Linked DNA regions of Homo sapiens: region 1 is linked to region 2. A link is an interaction called in ENCODE POLR2A ChIA-PET data of the cell type or tissue named here. Cell type or tissue: CD4-positive, alpha-beta T cell. All regions are shown on one strand. Each heading gives the region's core, and the rest is flanking DNA. Links, peaks and the distances in the headings are about the cores only. Region 1 overlaps LOC101927947 (a long non-coding RNA gene). Region 2 overlaps LOC101927947 (a long non-coding RNA gene).

Region 1 (2,816 bases), core at 92-2,591, 56 kb before region 2:
CCGAGTGATCTATTGTTAAAATGTTGAAGCTTAATGAGAAAAGGAAAGGGTGGGTTTAATATGTAAATGATGTGATTGTACCACATGATATTATAGTTCATTATATGGAGGAAATGTTTGCAGTTACTGGAATACAGACAAAAGGTTGTAGAATTGGGTTATTATGTGGTAAACGGTGGCATAGATAGGCTGAACTCAAATGACGTTGGTTAGTAGCAGTTAGTTTCATAGAGTCCCTTGTGAATTGTGTTTGGTTTGGGCATGTTAATATTACCTGGTTCTTTCAGAATTATCAATATACTGAAGTGTGTAAGTGTAATCCATGTGGTTAGCTACTTTTGTCTGTTTTATTTATCACTGTACCTCTAGCACTTTCGACAGTATCCGGTACATAATAGATACTCAATAAAAACCTTTTGGAATGAATAAATTAAAATTTTATTGGTTTTATACTTTCATTGTGTTTAGTTCATAGATTTGTTTTTGTTTTATGATTGCATAAGAACTTTATGCTTAAGAACTTTAAACCTAGTTCTACATTGTGCACATTGAAATGAAATTAAGATAGTTAAATTCAACCAGCGTCTGTGAAAGTGTTTATTTTTATTGGTGTGTATATCTTACTTTAGTTTGTCAAGTACTGCAATGGAGCAGGAGTAATCAAGTTACAAACTCTGTGTTGCGTGTGTTAGAGGGGAAGGGAAGTAGAAAGTGAAACAAAAGAAAAGAGAAAAGGAGAGAGCTTAGACATGAAGCCAAGACGATGAACCTCAGGAGTTTCCAGGGACTGACATCATTGCTTCTGTAGTGGGTTAAATATTCCCCACCCCCCGCAAAAGAATGTGAAACCAGAATTGTGAAGGTGACCTTATTTGGAGTAAGAGTTTTTGCCATTGTGATTAAGGCAAGGATCTAGAGATCAAGTCATCCTGGATGAGGAAGGGCCCTAAATTCACTGATGGGTGTCCTCATAAGAGAAAAGGAAGAGACACAGAGAGACACAGAGAGGAAGGCCATGAGAAGAAGAAAGCAGAGGTTGGAGTGATGCATTTACAAGCTCAGAAGCACCAAGAACTATGGGCAGCCACCAGATGCTGGAGGGAGTAGGTCCTCCCTCAGAGCCTCCAGAAGGAACCAACCCTGCTGACGCTTTCACTTCACACTTCTGGCCCCTGGAACTGTAAGGGCATACATTTCTATGGTTCTAAGCTACCACATTTGTGGCAATTACTGCCCTAGGAAGCTAATACAGCAGTGGGATATTGAGATAAACAGAACCCATCCCTAGAACTGATGAAACACTAATATGCTTGCTTATTAATAAATAATTTATTTTGTTATAGAAGTTTTTAAAATATTGTGTCTCCTAAGTGGATTCACATTTGAGAAGCTCTGCACAAAGTCCTTTAAAAACCACCCAGCTCCCACAAAGCAGATTTCTGACACGAAGGACTTTTTCCCTTTGTCCAGAGCCTCAGTTAGTGCCCTACACCCCCACCTCTCCATTGATCACACATTGGCTTGAGTGTGCTCATGCACTCCAGGCAAGGCTCCTCTTTCATTGTTCCTCTCCTTTGAGGTAAAGAAAGAGCAAAATGAGGTGACTGGTTTGCTAAAGGAGCTATTCCAAATGATTATTGCTAACACCCAAACCCAAAGCCAGATACAATCCCATGAGTCATACTTGACTAACATTATAATCGGTTCACGGACTTAATAATTGTCACATTTCCGTGTGTTGTCTTCTAATCATTAATCTCTTTCTGCATGTGAGGAGTACTTTCCAGTGTGGCTGTCCAGAAGTTAAGACTTGAAAAGAGTGTATTTTCTCTTTATAGAAGTTTTAAAATTCAATTTAAAAATATTTCCAAATATGCCCTGAATATCTAAAATATCAAATAATCATTGAATAAGTGCCACATCCATGAGGGTTTTTTTTCTTTTTTTTCCTGGCAGGAAGATACATAAATTAGATCAGCATGGGTCCTGCAATCTTCTTTTGAGAAACCTGTACATTCCTTTCCTGTCACAATGGCTAGAAAAGGCACTTTATATTCCACATCCCAAATAGAGCCTCGGGTTTAGAAATGCTAGTGTTTTCATCTGCTTAAATCAGAGAGGACTCTGAAGGGTGGGGAAGAAGTATTATTTTTCATTTCAACCATTTTAAAGAATTAACTTTCCAGAAGAACTTTTGTTCCTATGATAAACCTAATTAGACCTACTTATTCATTTGAAAAAAAAAAGAAAAAAAAAAACTTGGAAGAGCCAAGAATCTGTCAGCTCCATAATAGTGGTTGACCAAGCTCTGGCATTGAACTCTTGCAAGATTTCTGCAGGGCGAGAGGACTTTTGGAGTGGAAGCAAGTCTTACAAGGAAGCAAACCTGGGGCGACAAGATCTGGGCTTGACTCTGTTGCTAATGTGCTCTGCAGTCAGGGAAGAAAGGTTTCATCTCTGAATTTAATTTATCTGTTAGGATATTTCCCAAAGTGAAACTGCCTTCTCCCCTAACCCAAAGGCAAGTGGACTGTCTTGCAGCAAAGCAGCCCGCAGTGGAGGAGAAGCTTAAGAGATGCCATGCACATATTCCTGAAGCTGGGTGTAAAGGAACTTGAAACGTTGAATGTTTTCAATGGATTGGCAAGCTTGGTATTGAGGCGTCTTCTGTGTTTAATCTGTGGGTGAAATAACTACCTTTTGTATTATGTTTTCACACACAATAAAACCCCTGGATCAGGAGGCCGAGGAGGCAGGCTGCATAGCAGAGAGACAGCTCCACGTGGGCTCAAATCCTACCTCTCTCTCTTCCTAGC
Region 2 (2,816 bases), core at 88-2,587:
TCCCTGGATTACCTTATAAATTACAATTGTTAGGACAAAAAATAGGAAAAGGAAAAGCACAATAAGCATGTAAATCGCCAAAAAACAGATATACATAAATGAAAATAAAATGCTAATAATAATTATAGAATCTGTAATAATAAAAATAATAAAATAGAATAACATGCCGTAACTATAGAAGGAATGATGGACTTAGAAAATCAACAATGGTTGCTAAAACAAGTGAGTGAAAGTTTGATGAGAAACAAGATGCATTCGTGATCTCAGTGTCTCCTTTCAAATTACTTATTAATTACACAGGGAAAAATAATTACAGTGGAGAAATCTGGTAAATAGCACCTTATCCAAGTGATAAAAGTCAATTATCACTCAAAATGAAGCAAACTGGTAGCATGTGTCTCCTGATATGAAGGGCATGGTATCACTCTGTGACATTTCTGCCAAAAAAATGCATAATCTGAATCTAATCATGAAGAAACAGCCATCAAGGCCAAATTGAGGAACATCTATAAAGTAACTGGCCTGTAATCTTCCAGATTGAAAAAGTCAACAAAAGCAAAGGCTAAGGAAATGTTTCTGATTGAAGGAGACTAAGGAGGCATGACCACCAAATGCAATGTGTCTTCCTGGATGGAATCCTGGACTGGAAAACAATTGGCTCTACAGTATATTTTGGGGACTTCTGACAAACATTGAAAATGGACTGTAGATTTGATAATAGATTTGCAACAAAATTAAATATCCTGATTTTTAAAATTATGTTGCAGTTATATAAGGAAATGTCCTTGGTTTCTAAGATATACACACAAAAGTATTAAGGGGTAAAGGCACATGATAACTACAAGTTGCTCTCAAGTGGTTCAAAAAATAATATATACACACATATGTCTATATACATATATAAACATACATAGAGATATGTATACATGCACATGTATACACATGTAAACATACATAGAGCTGTGCATACATGCACATAGAGTTATGTATACATGCACATCACTATGTATGTTTATATATGGAGAGATTATATATATATATTTATATATGAAGAGAGAGAGAGAAAATGACAATGGAAATAGGACAAAATAGGATAAAATAAACAACTGATAACTCCTGGAGTAAAGGGTATACTGGGTAGACCTTGTACCATTTTTGTAACCTCTCTGTATGTTTGACATCATTTCAAAGTAAAAAAGTGACAAAAAACATTCATAAGATTAAACTTGGTTAAACTTGATATCACCAAACACTTGGGAAACTCAATTATTATTCCATACTTGTGTTCTACATGACCATACTGGCTATTCTTGTCTCTGTCTGCTTAGCAATTATAGACAGAGTGCAGATTCATTTCCTCAAATCATAGGTATTTAATTTTGTTGCAATTCTATTATCCTCAGTCTGTTTTCACTGTTTGTCAAATGTTCCCAAAATAAAAATAAGTAAAACAAAAGGAAGCATCCTTGACAGGTTTGGTCATTCTCAGTCCCAGCAGCGAGGAAGAAGGCCCCTAGCTCAGGGGAGGGAAAGGGGAGGGACACCCTAACTCCAGGCAGGGTGTCGAACACAGATGGCAGAGAGGAGGCGATGGGCACCCTCTGGTGGTCTGTGGGGTTTTGAGAAGTGTTGGGTCTAACTTGCCTGGGCAGGGGAGGCACAGAAATCATGGCAGGGGGTTGCAATAGCAACCACAGAAGCTGTACACTCTCCAGAGAGGACGTGAGGGGTGTTTATCTACAGTGCTAGCTGGGTGCTGTTTTGGCAAAGGTGAACAGGCATTCACCAGGCAATGTCACACATGGACACATGACCCATTCTTGCAGATGTTGCCTCTAAAACCAGTCACACTTAAACAGTATTTGTGCCATAATTCAAACAGCTGTTTCACAAAATTACATTATCTTACTTAAAATTTAGCACCTATAGGAATCACTTAATTTGGGGGTTAATCTACTGATCAAAGAGAATGTGCATAGCTAAAATGTAATATTAGTTTGGCCTTAGGCCATGCAATACAAGATTTTCTGATGTTTTCACAACATATTAGTCTCTTATTTTTGTTGAGCAGAAACAAGAATCACGGTCTAGATCATTGTCAATAGGTCAGTTGCTAATATTGTAATCAGTTTAAGTCAGAGTGAACATCAGCTGTAATCAATTGTTGGAGCGGGGGGCTGATTTGTAGCCCAGGGAACAGGAATGTGAGGGAGTATTTTGGGTATCAAGAGATTTTCAAGTGTTCTTGAAAAATAGCTAGTAAATTTCACTTCCTGAAATATACTAATGTTTTTCTAGTTTGCTTCCTTTCACAAGGGATTCAAAGTGATTTACAATAAGACAATGTTAGGTATCTTGGCAGTTAATAATAATAATAGCAGTTTCTCTTTGTCGAGCTCCCAGTATATAGCAGGCACTATGTTATATTGTTTAATTATCTCGGTCACCCTAAGAGATAGGATCATTTTATGAAGAGGATTCAAATCCAGTGCTCTCTGTTTGTCAACCCATCGACACTTAACTATGTGCAGGGCAGCCCACTAGAAACAAGTCATGGAGAAACCCACTGGTGGAGCCCAGAGACTTCTTCTGCACATTAGAACTGTGTCCACTTACTTACCTATGGGAGTGACTTTGATACAGAGCTCATTCGCTGCAGGTTTCCTGCTGCAGACTTACTCCCTATTTAACTGTCATATCATGCATGGAGATTCATTTTATTTTGGCAAGAGCAGTGCATTACAACACATAAATAAGCGTTTCTTTTCTTTTCCCTTGGTGTGCAAACATTACACTGCAAAGTCATCAACTAATCC

Evidence for each region. Peaks named below come from ENCODE experiments on the same cell type or tissue, not always from the same donor. Only the 100,000 strongest peaks of a DNase experiment are listed, where the experiment ranks them.
Region 1: POLR2A ChIA-PET joins it to region 2 with 7 read pairs; 2 of 35 experiments call an interaction of 5 or more read pairs at or near these places.

What each region holds. Positions count from the first base shown.
Region 1 is chr4:153,961,732-153,964,547 of GRCh38, forward strand. All of the region lies in intron 7 of LOC101927947 (a long non-coding RNA gene), which reads left to right. Among named protein-coding and RNA genes, the nearest start is that of SFRP2, 170 kb to the left of the region's middle. In CD4-positive, alpha-beta T cell, for the core only: no CTCF peak of the experiment used is centred there; no DNase peak of the experiment used is centred there.
Region 2 is chr4:154,017,262-154,020,077 of GRCh38, forward strand. All of the region lies in intron 8 of LOC101927947 (a long non-coding RNA gene), which reads left to right. Among named protein-coding and RNA genes, the nearest start is that of SFRP2, 230 kb to the left of the region's middle. In CD4-positive, alpha-beta T cell, for the core only: no CTCF peak of the experiment used is centred there; a DNase peak (open chromatin) is centred at 1,600.